4 separate regions of the Homo sapiens genome follow, and all the other regions are linked to region 4. A link is a contact called in ENCODE Hi-C or POLR2A ChIA-PET data. All regions are on one chromosome and are shown on one strand. Each heading gives the region's core, a stretch centred on a gene start or an enhancer-like site at or near the end of the contact. The rest is flanking DNA. Distances are from core to core; before and after follow the strand shown.

Region 1 (3,674 bases), core at 609-3,108, 670 kb before region 4:
ATTCGAATGCCATTTTCCCTTTTTGTGTGTCAAAATGTCCAGAATACACCACATGGAGTGGCTCACGTCTGTAATCCCAGCGCTGGGAGGCCACGGTGGGAAGATCACTTATGCCCAGGAGTTTGAGACCAGCCTGGGCATGGTGGCGGGTGCCTATAGTTCCAACTACAGGAGGCTGAGGTGGGAGGACCACCTGAGTCTGAGAGGTGGAGGTTGCAGTGACTGCGCCACTCACTCCACCCTAGGTGACAGAGTCAGAGCCTGTCTCAAAAAAAGTAAAATAAAAAATTTCCAAAATAACATTTTTTTTTTAAAAGAGGCTGCTCTTCCCCTAGACAGACCTTTTGAATATTGTAGTCAGACAAAGTACGTCCATCTTCCAGCTGCTTGCCAGCAAAGATCAGTCTCTGCTGATCAGGAGGAATTCCTAATGACAAAAAACAAAAATTAAGTCACAGCACACCAAGCCTGTGATGTGCTCCAGACTTATAAGGTAACACCCCTTAATCAAATACATGATACTAAAGGCTGACAATAAGCCCTTACTAGAGGTTAGGCATGGTTCTAAATCTTTACATGTCACATTTTACCGCATTTAATATTAGGGACAATACTTGGTTGTCTGCAGTGGCTGACACCTGTAATACCAATACTTTGGGAGGTCGAGGTGGGCAGATCACTTGATGTGAAAAGTTCAAAACCAGCCTGGCCAACAAGGTAAAACCCAGTCTCTACTAAAAATACAATAAATTAGCCAGGCATGGTGGTGCACGCCTGTAATCCCCACTAATAGGGAGGCTGAAGCACAAAAATCACTTGAACCCGGGAGGCGGAGGCTGCAGTAAGCCGGGACAAGCGAATGCACTCCAGCCTGGGCGACAGAGGAGACTCCATCTCACACAAAATAAATAAATAAGTGTCCAAATTCACGCAAGTGAAATACACCTCAAGGATTCCAATCTAGGTACTGTGCTCCCCGATCACCAATGTCTATTGTGTTATTCCACAAGTATTTCGCTTTGTCAATCTGACCCCTTCCCCCATCACCAAGAGCAGGTATGTCTAGCACCTACAGGTAGGCCGAAGTCTCCGCAGGTTAAGTTTTCTTAACTACAAAATACTACTTGCCTTCCTTATCCTGGATCTTGGCCTTTACATTTTCTATCGTATCCGAGGGTTCAACCTATGAGTGTTAAAGTGAAAGCATGTTGGTTACACATTAAGGAACTACAGCAGAACTCATTTAGTTTGACAATTACCACTGAACCGAACCAGCGACAGGGCTGAGACCTACTCGAGAGACCTATTACCCACCCAGTGGGCAACCTCCCAAGTCGGCTACCGGAAAGCACCTTCATCTCCCCAGCCCAGAGCGGGCGGCGGCCGCAGGGCCACACGTGCTCGCACCCGGCGGGCAGAGCGTCTCCTTCCCCACCGCAGCTCCTCCGTTTTAACTAACTAGCTGGAACCCCTCGAGAGGAGACAGGTCCAGCCTTTGGCCACCGAAAATCACCTCTAGGTCGTTGCTCAGCAAAAGGTACTCATTTCAAAGCTTAAGTTTTAGAACCCAAATTCGGAATCATGGTCTAAGACATGGAAAGCAGCGCCGGTCCTAAAATCCACCTCAGGACCTTATTCGGACCTTGGCTTCCTCATGACCACCCGGCCCGTACCTCGAGGGTGATGGTCTTCCCCGTAAGGGTTTTCACGAAAATCTGCATTTTGGTGGCGGCTCCACCTGAGGTTGAGGAAAAGGAAGAGACAGGTTAGGTCAGGGATCACAAGAGAAGGCACCATAGGGTGCTAACCCGAGAGCAGCCGAAGTGCAGACACCCACCGCAGATGGCGGATCGAAAAGGAAGAACGCCGCGCAGGCCCACGGGGTTTCCCGGAGCTCCCGCCGAAGGACCCACCCCTTAGGCGACCACACCAAATGCCTGACTGCCGTCCCAGCGACAATCCAACCCGGTGCCAGACTAGGACGTGAACTTCGTTTCTCCTCTCCCTAGCCTGGGCTTATTTCTCACTTTAGCCTTCGGAATGCTTTCGAAACTGTAGGTTTAAGCAACGTAAAAGATGTTTTAAAAAGGCTTTTCCCGTACAATCAACGTGGCTAAGAGAATTTTTAAAAGGAGGTCGAGGGGGGCCTCTTGGGGAAGAGGTAGGAAATGGAAGTGCATTCTGGGAACTGTAGTTCTCCACTGCTTTCTTCTACCTTGGACTACTTGTCCCAAGATGCAGTTCCACCTCCCAGATTCCCTAGTTACTATCTCTAAGCACTGAAGTCGGTGTTTGGAGAAAAGGACTCAGGTGAGGACTGGAGGTAGGATGAAGCGGAATAATGGTTTCCGGAGCGTGGGAACGGGCCGGAAGTGACTAGAGCAAATGTTAAGCGGGGGGCAAAGGGTGCGGGGCACGAAAGGTGTCCTTCACTCACTTCCAGAAGCGGTGATGGGCAGAGAATCAGCAATCTACCAGACGCTCCTTGGGCCTTCAAGGGAAGGGAATTTGCGTGGCCTGCTCCAGGCAAACTGAAAAATAGGTGAAATCTGCGGAAGCGGGGGTTCAGCCCTTTCTCTCCTGTAGCGCCTCCCTGCTTTCAACCGCCGAGTCTCTCCCAGCCTAGGGAAGAGTCTGGGTCTTGTGTGTCACTCCTTAGTGTGACACGCTTTAATATGTTGAAAAATCTCAGGAGTTTTCAAATTTTAAAGTGAAGCCGTACGGAAAAGAAACCTGCAGAATGGTTATTTAGTTGTAGAATTTCCAAATTTGGGCATTGGGAGTCTTGGATCTGAGAGGAAGTTTTTGGAGTATGTATGGGGTGCTTCTTCCGGCAAGGAGGCCAATTAGAAGCAAGTTCTCCCTGTCCTTTCTCCACTCCACAAACCAGAGTCCTTTCTAATGTCTTCTGTATTTATTTCTTCATCCTCTGCCCTCTGCGACCCCATCCCCAAATTCAGACCTTAATTTTCTCTTGTAGGGGTTCCGAATCTAACTCCTTATCTCTCTCCAGTCTTTCCTCCTTTCTAACCCACCTTCACTATTGCCTCCAAAATATTCATTCTGAAAGGTAAATGTGTGTTATTATTTTATACCTCACCTTCAGGATACAATTCAAATTTCTTAGAATGACATTCAGCCTCTGCCTTCCTTACAACCTAATCTGCTAAACCCATTACTCTACATTTTAGTAAATGAAGCTAATTTAATTTCCTGACCTATGCCCTCCCGTGTTTTGGCATTTCTGAAGAATCCAGTCGTTTATTCTTCCTGGAACTTTTTTTTTTTTTTTTCGTGAGACGGAATTTCGCTCTGTTGCCCAGGCTGGAGTGCAGTGGCGCGGTCTCGGCTCACTGTAAACTCCGCCTCCCAGGTTCAAGCAATTCTTCTGCCTCAGCCTCCCGAGTAGCTGGGATTACAGGCGCCCACCACCACACCCGGCTAATTTTTGTATTTTTAGTAGAGATGGGGTTTCACCATGTTGGCCAGGCTGTTCTCTAGCTCCTGACCTCAAATGATCCATCCTCCTTGGCCTCCCAAAGTGGTGAGATTACAGGCGTGAGCCACCACGCCCTGCCTCCTGGAACATTTTTCATCCCCTAGTCCGCCAACTAGTCTCTACAACAAAATTTCCTAGAGTTGCTTGTACATATTGTCTCTAATCTTTCCCTTCC
Region 2 (4,184 bases), core at 33-2,532, 860 kb before region 4:
CTTTACACGTGACGGAATCGAAGCACAAAGAGACTCAATAACGTGCGTAGGCTCACACAGCTGGTGCATATTGGAACCAGGCAGGAAGACTTCAGAGTCCAGGTTCTCAACTACCCAATTAAGAAATTCTGCTCTTTCTTAACTGTGTTATGACAAAAACATTTTTACTGCTAATTTAAAATATATACTCCGTGTAAATATTTATGTAATGTAAACATAGCACACATTATAAAACTATAATATTATCTTTTATCAAAAAAAGATTGCGTTCTATATGCCCATTTTACCCCGGGAAAAAGGTCTTTATTTTCCTTTGAAATGAGGAGTAGCATTTGATTTTGCCAGGGAACTTAAAATTATTTCAAGGTCCCAGTCGTACGTGGCATGGAGATTTATGACAAATATGTAATCTGTTTATTTGTCACCCAACTTGGATGACTTCTAAATGTTTCTTCTTTGTAGCTCTTGATTTTGCTTGGGTTTCCCCCGACCCATGCCCAAATAGTAAAAAACAAAACAAAACCAAAAAACAATGTCTGAGTCATGTTTGCTCCAGTCAGGGAATACCAACGTGCTGACAGACAGCTCTGGTTTTTAAAAAATCTTACTGTATGTCACTTGCAACTTTGAAGAACATTCATGCGTTAGTGGACTGCATTTGGAAGAAAACAAAAAGGAGAAAAAAACCCCCACCAAGTTGTGGCTCAAGTCCCTCTGCCATTTGCTGCAGTGAGTTTTCCTATTCCATTTTGCTGGGGAGAAGGCATGCTTTACAGAACACATCAAACTGTCCGAAAAAGGCTGTCTGCATCCCTCATGTTTATAAGAGAAGGATTTCTTTCCCCTTCCTTCACGTATCAAAGAAGTCACTCGGGGAGGAAATAAACCATAATTAGGCATGAGCGAGCGAGCAGACAGACCCCTTGCTCTGCCTTCCCTGTCCCCGCCCACCAGGCAACCGTCCTGGGCGCAACCGAGGAGCGGGTTGTCTCCGCAGCAGCTGCAGCGAGCGCGCGCCCACGCCCGAGCCCGCGCCCGCCGCCAGGATCTGGGCGGCGGCGAGGCTAGCCCGGGGGCGCGCTCGCTCGGGAGCGCGCTCATGCAGCGGTTTTCTTCTCCCACAATCCAGAGGCAGCTGCACGGGAGGGGCGGGGAGTCGGCGGAAGGATATCGGCGCGGAGGGAGCAGCGCGCTCCCTTTGACGGCGGCCCCCGGCATTGGCGGGCGGCGCTGGCGGGCGGCGAGGGGTGGGGTGTGATGCGGCACTGCGGTTCTGAGGCCGTTACTCCGGCTTCTCCATAGAGGGCGGAGAAGGCTGGAGCGCGGCGGTGATTTTGTGCCAGGGATTCCCAGAGACGCGCTGAAAGGCTGGCAGGGCTTAGGAAGCTGGGGGGTTAGGGACACACATTCAAGCCCCCACCCCCGGGAGGGGAAGGGGGCTGGAGGCGAGGCTTGAGGGCGGCGGAGGAATGGTGTCTGCTCGGGGGGAAGGGGCGAGCCCTGCCTGTTGGTACTGAGGGGCTGCGGGCAGTGGAGGCTCCGCGGGTCGAAAGCGGCTCCATGCCCATCGGTGGGTGGAACGTGTAGAGGTCGGAACGCCGAGGTCGAGTCTGGTGGCGCCTCGGTATCCTTAACGTGGTCTCTGTTTAACGTATTTCATTTAGCCCCCGTTGGGATTGATTCATTGGGAGCAGTTTCGCTGGTCTGGATCCTCCAGGAGCTGGACAACCTTGACGGGCTTTTTGTCTTGGGTTCCAGCCCCCTTTCCCTTCCTCCTCCTCCAGATGCCTTTTCTCTGCCCCTCCTCGCCCGGTACAGACATTTCCAGCGCAGGCTGCTGCTCGTGGTGTCCGTCGTCGAAGCCACTTCTTGGGATTTCGGCTCGTTTCACTCTGGGGTGTTTTTTGAGGAGGGAGAGTGCCCCCCTCCTCCACGATGGGATTTTTCTCCCTTGCCGAAATGGACTTTCATTGATTTCTACTTACTTCCACGTTTAGTGACCAATTCCCTAGGCGTATTTTTGTGGTAGTTCCTTTTTTCAAATACATACTCTGTAAAATGGAGAACGAAATTTTTACTCCCCTTCTGGAGCAGTTCATGACCAGCCCTTTGGTCACTTGGGTAAGTGGGGTGTCCTTTATTGTATATTTTGCTGAGTTATTTGTGGCTGCAGAGATGGAGGTGGGCGTTCATGTCGTGGTGATCCTTCTGTTTGTTCTAGGTTAAAACGTTTGGACCTCTGGCCGCAGGAAATGGGACCAACCTTGATGAATATGTGGCTTTGGTGGATGGGGTATTCTTGAACCAGGTCATGCTCCAAATGTAAGTTCTTCCTTCTTTCCTAGGTAACGTTTTCTTTGAGAAATAGCATATGGTGAACTTTGAGACACGATGTTTTAAGCCCCTAATTTGGTTCATTGGCCAGAAATATTCAGGTGGTTTAAGAATTGGATCTTGAAAGGAATGCTAATGTTATGGGCTCAGCCCATTATCACAACCTAGATATTTTACCTGTTAAAATTGTGAAACTTTAGTTTTTCATTCTGTCAACCATGTATTGTCACTTGTCTTCAGTACTGAAATCCAAGCCACATTGTGTATTCTTTGATAATTTGGTAAAATAAGAGAGAAAATGAGAATCTGGTTTCCTAAGAGAGGAAAAAAGACTTTACTGTGAAGTTATGTGCATTTGATGCAGAAATGTTTCTTATTAACCTTTATATCTAGAAATAAATGGCTCAAAATTTGAAACTCGTTAAGTAATAGCAGATTTCAGAAGAGAAAATTTCAAACAGTTCTGATTGGTGAGGACTCTTGCTGTAGTAAATAATTTAAATGCCTGTAATAACTAAAGCCTGATGAGATGATTTATTGTGTGAATTATTAGGTTGCTTAATATTTTAGGGATCATTTTAAGGTATTCTTACAGGTTTTGAAATGCAAATAACAAGTCTTGATAACAATTAGATAACGACTTATTGGGCAAATCTTTGTCTTTTGTGTTTATAATATTGGGTTTGTACTAAGTAGGAAAGTATGCTTTTGAGATGGGAATTGAATAGTGAAAGTATATTGGTAGCTGGATCAGTAAAATTAAAACTCAGCTTTTATCTAATTACAGCTATTGTAGCATACGTGTATTCTAAGTACGCTAATGTAGTTTATCAAACTGAATTTTTCAGTTGTGCTCAAAGTAATGTATACTTAGTCTTATTTCTCTTTAATAGAATCTGATGAGAAGAGGTAGTTTGGAACTTTTATATGTATGGGAAATTGGTGTGTTATCAATAAATAGTTGTTACTAGAGAATAAGTCTACCATTCTGCTCTGATAACCTTATCAATTTTGTATTTTATTGGTTTAGATTTTTATGTTTAAGAGGGTAGAAGTCACATCTATAAAAAATTGCTCTCGTGTTAACTTCTCTGTGTGCTCAAAGAGATTTGTGGGCTGTTTTTCATGTACATGTTGATCCTACAGGGAAGTATTATACTATTATACATTTTCAACCAGTGTTTTGTTTTCATAGGCACCCAAAGAAATATATATGTTATCTAAATATGTATATATTTATTTTTTTCCTTAAGAAAGGAAAAAAGAGCGTAGACATCAATTATTTCCAGGGTTAGTAAATGTATTTTTGACAGCTGTGTAATGGAATTATTTTTTATCCTCAAAATATCTGACTATTTCCTAAGCAAAATGGTAGGATAATAAACTGACTTCTCTTTTGGGGAACCTACATGACAGAAAGGGTAGCCATTACAGTAGATACTCAGAATTTGTTCCCCTGTGTCTCTTTATTGTGCTTATTTTTAGACGGAAGATTTTGAATTTGTGTGCTAAAAATGTGTGTTCACAAAAATAGGGAAATATATTACTTTAGTTTTCCACTTTAATGGTTTTTATTTGAATGATTCTTTTTCCAGAAAAATTTAGATTTTTTTTTTGCATCCTAAATACTTAGCTGAGGTGCTAAAAACAAATACGTTAATTTCCACTTCAAATGCAGTTTTATGCTTAAAAAATATATGTATATTTTGAAAATGACGGTATTCCAAAATAGTGTTTGTCAGGTTGCTGTTTTTCATGAGGACTAGCTCCTTTCCAAACCACAAATCTGCTTCTGTATTTTCAGTTCCACCTCTCAGTTTCTTTAGATTTTTTTTCGGTGTCCTAATTCT
Region 3 (3,983 bases), core at 527-3,026, 790 kb after region 4:
CCACCACGCCTGGCCAGCCCCTTTCTCCTTTTAAAGAATCACGGACTGTTGTGTTGACTAGGCAATTTCTAATCATCAGTCTATTCTGACAGCATACATATCTCAATGTGTTTTGTAACACACTGTACATTTTCGTCAAGACTAGTAAAGTATGTTGTTATAGCCACATACATAAATATTTAATACTTGGTCATTATAATTGGAGCCTGGGCTAAAGGTTTTCTTTTCGGAATGGCAATTTTAAATATTCATATCAAAACTGACAACTCTCAAACTCCTGGCCTCAAGCAGTCCTCCTGGCTCAAACTTCCGAAGTGTTGGGATCAGAGGCGTGAGCTACCGGGCCCAGCCAAAACTGACAACTCAGAAGCCATTTAATTTAGCTTAGTTCTTTAATGTCTTGAATATTGTTCTAGAACATTCTTGGAGATACTTTGGCCATGACATTTCTGTTGATCTGTAAATGTGCATTTATCCTAAGCCATTGCCCCTTTTCAGGTCACTGTGTCCAACATCCCAATAGGCCAGTATAGTCTACTTAAAAGCCAAGTTCTTAACTGACCAACTCTAGTTGAGATAGAATGGTTTCTAATTCAGGTTCTTTTCGTGATTTTAATCCCATGTCTCTCTTATGAGCAGGTGCAAACTACTTTAGCGCCTTGATCTTTTCCACTTTCCATTGACCAATTTCCAAATTATTAGTTACCTCAATCTTAGTTTTCTTTATGGATTAGTTGTTTTGTAGCCAGTACAAAGCTGATTTGCATAAGCAGTGAGCTGCTGCTAATTCTCTATACATATATTGAGATTAATGTCTTTGTAGGACTGACTGAAAAGTGAATCAATGAACTTACATTTCATATTATAATTATGAGAACCATCAAGAAAGTAACATTAAAATAATGCTGGATATAGTAATGAGTTTGGTACTATGTTATTCATATAACCAGAACTTCATTTAACTTCACTAGTACTGAAAACCAAAGTGAGTTCCTTAATAACCAGCGAAAATTTTGGAAACTCATTCTGCAATCCTGTGTGTCAGAAAATAAAACTTTTGAAAGATGTAAAGAAATCCTAGAAGTAACATGCACGTTTAATCGCAAGCTCATGAAAGTCGGCTAGAATGCAGAAATGCCAACAAATTTAATTGCTAAAAAGCTGAATTTGCAACTTGATTTACTATTTCAACTCTGTGGTGACATGAGCATTCATCTTCCCGCCAATGGGACTTTTTTTCTTTTGGCAGAGGTTGCAGAGAGATGGAGTCCCCATCTCCGCACTCAGCCTGGTGCGAGCTCGTGCGCCTGTGCCCGCGCTTCTCGCCGTCTCTAGAGACTAACCACCGGCATCTTAAGCAGCTTCGGAAGGAGTGCCCGGGCTGGGTTAGAGATGGCGGGCAGGTGGCAGGGAAAATCTACAGAAATGTTACCCCAAGCCATGTGCTTTGGCCCCATGAAGCGCTAAGGTGTGGTTCTCTAGGGTGTGGGTGCTGTGTGTGGAGTTGGGGAGCAGGGGTCAGGGGGCAGTAAGTGTGGGGAGCTGACCGGCGCCTCACCTTGCCGGGGACCCCGCGGTGGTCCGTGCTGCCCTGCCAGAAGCGCCTGCTGTAGTTGGTGATGTATCCGACCAGCTTGTCCTGATAGGGGAAATCCACCTTCCAGATCAGGGACCCGTAACCAAAAACCCACATCTTCTCGCGGCTCCTCTGCCCCAGTGGCCGTGAACCCTAGCTGTCGCCGCGCCGCCGGGGACTGAAGCCTCCGGTAAGCGAGTAACCGGCCGCGCGGGGCGCAGGCGCGATGGCCACTTGGGGCGCAAAGCGCACTGGGAGTTTAGATCCAGAAAGATTTTCCGAGCGGATCTCAGTCAGCTTTATTTTATTTCCTTGATTAGGGTGTCAAGAGGCATTGACCTTCGGTGTAGTAAGCAATGGATTCTTTTGCAGCATCCGTAAATCACCCTAACCTACCTTTAGTGCCCGTGTGCAGAAAACTACAATACCCACAATGCTTTTTGGAGCTATTTGGCTCTGAAATTGGAACTGGGCTTATTTCTAACGGGGCCGAGGAAGGAGAAAAGAGCAGGAGTCGTCACTCGTGTCCAGATACGGAGGCGGTGTACCAGCACCGCAGGTAGCAAAGCACCTAGAAACACGTTTTGTTCTGCTTTGGAAATTAGATTTTTGCCTATATAACAGCAGCCAGAGGAATGTAATTCATATTTGATTTTATGTCCTGAAAAAAAAGTCTTTTGCCTTTCAAATAAAAGCAGAAAGTTTACAATAGAAGTTTACGCTTGTGAAAGAGTAGCTGTCATTTCAATGGGAATTGTTTATATATTTAAATTTTACACAAATTTATTCATCTTTAGTATTATCATTGGCTTGTTCACAAAAGAGCAGGCAAATGTTCTTAACTTGGGGCCCCTGTAAAGGCTTTGGAAACGAGCTGGGGAACCTGAATTTGTATACAAAATTTGGGGTGTACACTTTTCTAGGGGGAAACTACAGCTTTCATGAGTTTCTCCAAGGGGTCAAGGATCCTAAAATTTTTTGAAGATCTGCTCATTAGAGCTCTTGCTGCAAAATATTGTTTAGGAAATTCGCTTGGACTATCATGGCTGTGTCTCTGTGTGTGAAAACAGAAACCTTACCAAGTGATTGTTCTTTCTTGAAGATTTTTATACCATGATCTTGAATGCTAAAACACTCAGATTCAAGGGGTATTATTTGTTTTCTTATAAAGAAATCAGCAGGAAGCTGCTACCAGACAAACAAACAAAAAAAAAAGCAAGTCTTTTCCTATTTTCTCTAAGTTGTGGTTTCAAATTGCCTGATATGGTTGCTAACCCTTCTTTTTTGAAAAATTTTGAATACACAGAAAACTCAGATAAAAAGAGTGTAATGACCAATACCTTTCATCTAGATCCAGTAATTACCATTTTGCACAGTTGCTGTACTTCCTTTTTACTTTATTTATACTTTTAAATGGAGAACATTTGAAGTTGCTTGTGTTATGACATTTTACTGCCACATACTCTACATGTGTCTCATAAGAATAAGGACATTCATCCTAGAACAAGTTCCCTAAAAAAAAAGAATAAGGGCATTCTCCTAATAACTGTGATGCCATTATCACATCTGAGAAAATTAACAATAGTTATGTAATCAAATAAGTATTCCATATCCAAACTGCTTCATAGAGTCACTAACAAGAAATTGTGTCTTCGAGAGAGTCACATGAGAGCTATACTGGACTCTGACTGGAGGGGAACTTGAAGTGAGCATTGGAGGGAGGTGATGATGTGGGCAAGAACTCTGTTAAGAACTTTCTGGGCTATGTAGGAAAACCGGGCTCATCTCTTCATGGTGTTCTCTGTTGGTTTCAGTATGCTCAGTCAGTGGGTCTATTTGGTCAAGCATAGAGAATCTGAGTGTTTAACCTCTTCTGGAAAGGACAAGCAGGTGCAGGAAGACTAGAATGACACCTATCTTTCACTGCTTTTCTGGCCTCTTTGGGTTTAGTTGTTTCCTATAGAGGGCTGTATATTGAGGCTGAGCATTGCTGGTAGTTGAATGGCCATCTCTGCATAATGTAGTGTACACTGGGGATTAAGCAGAGGTGCTCTTATCAATGGAGCACCAAAGAGGGTGCTCTTATCAATGGAGCACCAAAGAATGCGTTGTGGTGGGGTATGAACAGGAGCAGAAGCCTACTCCTCAAACATTTCCAGAGGAGGAAAGATAGAACACTTAAAAGTCCCTTCATGTTTTTAGTGGGAACCTTCCAAGGAATTCCAATCTGCCAAACAGAGAAACTTCCTGCTTTAGGCACCAGCAGAGACTGTGGCATGGCAGTCACTTTCTGTATTGTGGGCCCTTCTTCGTCAGTCATGTGAGAGATACTAGACAGGCCCACCGTGATTTGCTGACCTCTAGGAGTGAAGTGTTGTTTTATTGACTATAGTATTATCCTTCTACC
Region 4 (3,951 bases), core at 42-2,541:
CTGTTCTGCCTCGTTTTCCAGAGAAGTGTCATTACTGTCAACTATTTCACAAGACAAATAAACCAATGAATGAAAGACATCCTCCCCCCTCTTCCCAATGAAAAACATTCTAGGGCTGAGCGGCTTCCTTCCTTCCTCCTCCTCACAGGAACCACATTTGCAGCACTGAGGAGGTTAAAATAAGAAACACACAGTCCTCGAATACTACTTTTTTACAGTGCTAGAGCCATTCCCAGCCTACTACTGACTCCAGGGGCTTCCAAACGGAAGGAGTTCTGTTTTCAGTTAGGAACCTTTTTTCATGTATAAGCTCTGAGACACTGCTGGCCAGGGCCTGCTGGCTGGGCAGGGACAGCTGAGGGGTGCAGGGGCCGCAGGGAAAACAGCACACTGGTGCACACACAGGCTTCTGCTCTCCCTAAAAATATGTTCAGTAAAATATTGGACTCATTCAATTGTCTGAGCCTTAAAAAGACTCCAAGAAACCTGTAATTGATCCAACTAATCCAACCCATAGGGTTGAAATGACAATAACCGGCTTTCATTAGAAATTATATAGCCCACTAAATAGATGGGAAGGCTCTTCCCAACACATCAGAAAAATTAAAATTAAGCTTCTGAATAAAAAACTGTAATTTACCAAAGGCTTAGGAACAAAAAGACCCCTCCCTCCTCCCCTTTGCTATTGTTCTACAGGACTGGGTCTGAGCACGGCACTTTACACCTTTAAAGCTTCCCAGAGGTAAGAGGCTGGGGGCTGGGAGCCAGAGGCGACCCGGAATCAAATACCTGCATACTAATAAGTCTATGAGCACTGATCTACTAGGAGGTAAAGTTAGCTAAAAGTAAAGAAAATGTGTGTGCAGCAGTTATCTGACAACCTAGAAAGCCAAAAAGGTGCTGGAGAGACAGGGACTCCAAATGGTAGCTCTTCTGGAGTGGAGTATGAGCAACTGCCTTCCCTAAGTCGTGAATGGGGTGCCCGCAGCCAACCACAGGGTCTGGGGCCGAGCTGTGAAGCCGCCCGTCTTCATTAGGGTCACAAATAAAGCCTCCAAGAACCCCCGTTGGCACCCAGGACAGGCCCGGCCTTTGGGAGGGGGCTTACCTTGCAGCTGCTTGAATCTGCCTTCCAGCTGGTTGTAGTTGTAAGGCACCTGCCCCGTGTACGCCGGCGACAGCGGCCCGGAGATACTAGACGTCCTCTGCAATTCCATTATGCCCGGCGTAACGCCCCGGAGGACTGCGCCCTGGAAATCTCGCTCCAGCCCCCTCCCACTCCCATCCAACACGCAGCAGCCTCCGCAGCGCTCGGCTCCTTAGGCGAGCCCCATTCCGGTCTGCAAGTCCAGCAGGGTGATCTGATGGGAAGTTGGCTGCAAGAGAGTCCACCTTAGCTCCGCGAGGAGTTACCACACAGGCATCTAATTTCTTGCTTTCCCTTCTTCCGTGGCCCTTGCCTGGAAGCTCGAAATAAATTACTGAGGAGGAGGGAGAAGCAGAGAGGAGGCGCAGGTTCTACTTCAGAACTTTTAAATATGGCCAATCCTAAGCATGCCACGGTTGCCGAGCCCGGGAGCTCGCGGGCGCAGCGCGCACACCTCCTCCCAGCTGCCCGCGGCGGCCGCCGGTTTGTAATTTTATCAGGAGCCACTCGCCGTGTGCTGGGCGGTGATGTCACCTGATTAGCATAACAGCATTGTATTAGAAATGCAGGCTATACCACGAGGAGGGGCGCGGGGGAGCCTAGCCGGCCCGCGACCCCCTACCGGTCCCGCACGGTCCGCGGTCGCCCCAGCCGCCCGGCAGCCGCCGACCCCCGGCCGGGCCCTGGACTCGCCGCGGTAGTGCCTTCCCAAACAGAGCTGCTGGAATTACAATCTTTTGTTGAGCCTCATGTAACGGAAAAGTCTCCGATTACTATCACTTGAAAAGGCTAGCGCGCCCACGGGACGGCCTGGAGAGTGAAGAGCCCCAAGGGTCCCGGGCCCGCGCGGCTCATTCACTCTCTAGCGTCTGCTGAGGTAACGCGGCCCGCACCTGGGCGCGCGCGACTGCCCCAGTGCGCTGGCGCCAACCACGCGGCGGCGGCCCGGCGAGCCACCGGGAAGAAGTCAGACAAAGTCACTCTCAGGGCGCTGTGCAGCGCCACAGCCAGGGGAGGTGTAAGTTCGGGCTCAGTGAAGAATCTCGGCTGACTTACGCTGCCATCAGGGGATATGAAGGCGGTGGTTTCCTGGAATAACACGGGCCTATGATAGGAATTCGACGCAAGGAAGATTTATGGGAGCACCGATTTGCAAGGCATTGTGGGAAAAAGGTACACAGGTAAACACCGCCGAGATCCCTGACCTGGAGTTGTTTATGATCCGGAGGGGAGATGAGGGAACCGAAACTACCCTCAAATTCCTACTCTGATTTGTAAAACAAGGCCTCTAAACTTGTGGTTCTCCAAAATTTTAAATCTCTCCTTCCCAGCTTCTTCTCCCACCAATCTCAACCAAAAATGAAATCTTCCACATAGAAAAGAGAATGATCAAAATGTATTCTTGGGAAATTGACTCTAGATCTCCCCCCTCTCTCTCCACCCTCCTGTCCCCCCTTTTTCCTCACTACCTAAACAGGCAGACAACAAATTACACTTTTGGCATTTCCAGTTTGGAGCCCTACAGCAATACTCACTGAAGAAGGTAATTTCATTCCTCAGGGATCCCAATATGTAGTAAAGACGTGGTCCCCCACCCCAGGTTCACCTCAGTCCCCAGGGCACTTGTAATTGAAGTAACTGCATCCTGTCCAGGCTTAGAATTAAACCCAGAGCCTAGCTAACTGCTCAACGCTGAACAACCCCCAACTCCTTCCAGCCACATAACTAGGTTTTTAATACTTCCACATGTCAACCTTTGGCTTTTGAAAGCCAGGCCCAACCTGAAGAAGACAACATTTCTTATCATCTAAGATGTAGAACATTTTTTAAAGCCCCTAAGTGCTGCCAATTCACAATGCTGATGGGAGGCTAGGCAGAGCATTACAAAACACTTGGTCTTGGAAAAAGCACTTGACTAGGATTCCCAAGACCTGAGTTGCTAGTCCTGGCCAAGCCTCTTAATTACCCTATGACCTTAGAAGAAACCCTGGATTCTTTCTAAACCTCAGCTGTCAGACTGAGTAATAATTAATGCCCACCTCCACAGGGTCACTGAGGAGATGATGTGGAAATGTTCTAAAAATTATCATACTTTCAAAATTAAGAGTATATTCTTCAAAATGCACCCCTCCTTTCATCACCCCCCGCCCACACACACAAACACACACACACACACCACATCAAGACTACAAGAGAAGTTGAATTGGGAACCGTCTCAATGAAGATCTTTTTAACAAGCCCTTTTTCACAACTAAGTATACTGGTGAAATGATAAGTCTCTAAGTGTCCAGCTATGGCACTGAAAATGAGATTACAAAGTGCTTTGCCAACTTATAACGTTTTAATCATTGGGCCACTTAATGAAGAAAGGGAGTCACCACTCAGTATCTCCCTTTCAGCTCCCTCTAGTATGGGTTAGTACATGAAATAATTTTTAATTAACCAGGTTGCACATAATATGATGGCAGTAGAGCTGGGACGAACGTAGCCACACTCAATCCTGTGAAGCCAACACTGAATGAACCAGGCAGAGTGAACACATGCAAGTATTAGAAAGGTTTGGACACTGGGGAAGGGTTTAATAACCCCACGGGGATAAGAAGTAAGAAATGGGAATCCATTTGGTGTGATGGGACCAGGGAAGAATAAGACAGATCCCTGATGGCCCATCTGACCACCTCCAGTTCAGAAGTGGGGAGGAGGTAAAGGAAGGCCAGAGGTATTCATTCTTTATTTCTTCAGTGTTTACTGTTCTGTATTTACAGTATTTAATGTGTGCAAGGCACACTGCCAGGTGTTTTAGA

The links. Hi-C counts contacts between places; a loop is a spot of excess contacts on that map. ChIA-PET counts read pairs that join two places held with the same protein, here RNA polymerase II (POLR2A). Pooled maps may share reads with other maps.
Region 1: a loop to region 4 is called in a map of naive thymus-derived CD4-positive, alpha-beta T cell, with 3 times the contacts of the local background. The contact joins the promoter of RPS27A here to the promoter of SPTBN1-AS1 in region 4. A Hi-C loop is called at or near these places in 2 of 168 maps with a recorded cell type or tissue (CD4-positive, alpha-beta memory T cell and naive thymus-derived CD4-positive, alpha-beta T cell), 1 of 37 single-sample maps with no recorded cell type and 9 of 50 pooled maps. POLR2A ChIA-PET finds 5 or more read pairs at or near these places in 4 of 52 experiments (OCI-LY7, PC-9, activated CD4-positive, alpha-beta T cell and 1 more).
Region 2: a map of CD8-positive, alpha-beta T cell shows a loop between it and region 4 (6-fold over the local background). The contact joins the promoter of CCDC88A here to the promoter of SPTBN1-AS1 in region 4. A Hi-C loop is called at or near these places in 3 of 168 maps with a recorded cell type or tissue (CD8-positive, alpha-beta T cell, naive thymus-derived CD4-positive, alpha-beta T cell and posterior vena cava), 5 of 37 single-sample maps with no recorded cell type and 8 of 50 pooled maps. POLR2A ChIA-PET finds 5 or more read pairs at or near these places in 1 of 52 experiments (GM12878).
Region 3: a loop to region 4 is called in a pooled map, with 5 times the contacts of the local background. The contact joins the promoter of CHAC2 here to the promoter of SPTBN1-AS1 in region 4. A Hi-C loop is called at or near these places in 1 of 37 single-sample maps with no recorded cell type and 8 of 50 pooled maps. POLR2A ChIA-PET finds 5 or more read pairs at or near these places in 6 of 52 experiments (PC-3, WTC11, activated CD8-positive, alpha-beta memory T cell and 2 more).

Annotation. Positions count from the first base shown.
Region 1 is chr2:55,230,872-55,234,545 of GRCh38, reverse strand. It overlaps RPS27A (ribosomal protein S27a), which reads right to left and starts at 1,858. Exons shown (of 6, transcript NM_002954.6): 1 at 1,838-1,858; 2 at 1,674-1,738; 3 at 1,129-1,183; 4 at 342-427. The coding sequence starts at 1,721. It overlaps CLHC1 (clathrin heavy chain linker domain containing 1), which reads left to right and starts at 2,253. Exons shown (of 13, transcript NM_152385.4): 1 at 2,253-2,323. RefSeq lists enhancers at 1,579-1,758, 1,779-2,208.
Region 2 is chr2:55,416,954-55,421,137 of GRCh38, reverse strand. CCDC88A (coiled-coil domain containing 88A) reads left to right here and starts at 1,282. Exons shown (of 33, transcript NM_001365480.1): 1 at 1,282-2,121; 2 at 2,222-2,322. The coding sequence starts at 2,059. RefSeq lists silencers at 882-1,171, 1,232-1,281, 1,312-1,381.
Region 3 is chr2:53,765,597-53,769,579 of GRCh38, reverse strand. It overlaps CHAC2 (ChaC glutathione specific gamma-glutamylcyclotransferase 2), which reads right to left and starts at 1,776. Exons shown (of 3, transcript NM_001008708.4): 1 at 1,559-1,776. The coding sequence starts at 1,693. The region is part of intron 1 of ASB3 (ankyrin repeat and SOCS box containing 3); the gene reads left to right. All of the region lies in intron 1 of GPR75-ASB3 (GPR75-ASB3 readthrough), which reads left to right. RefSeq lists enhancers at 1,245-1,434, 1,455-1,804.
Region 4 is chr2:54,556,045-54,559,995 of GRCh38, reverse strand. It overlaps SPTBN1-AS1 (SPTBN1 antisense RNA 1), which reads left to right and starts at 1,291. Exons shown (of 4, transcript NR_185881.1): 1 at 1,291-2,328. All of the region lies in intron 2 of SPTBN1 (spectrin beta, non-erythrocytic 1), which reads right to left. RefSeq lists a silencer at 1,754-1,893.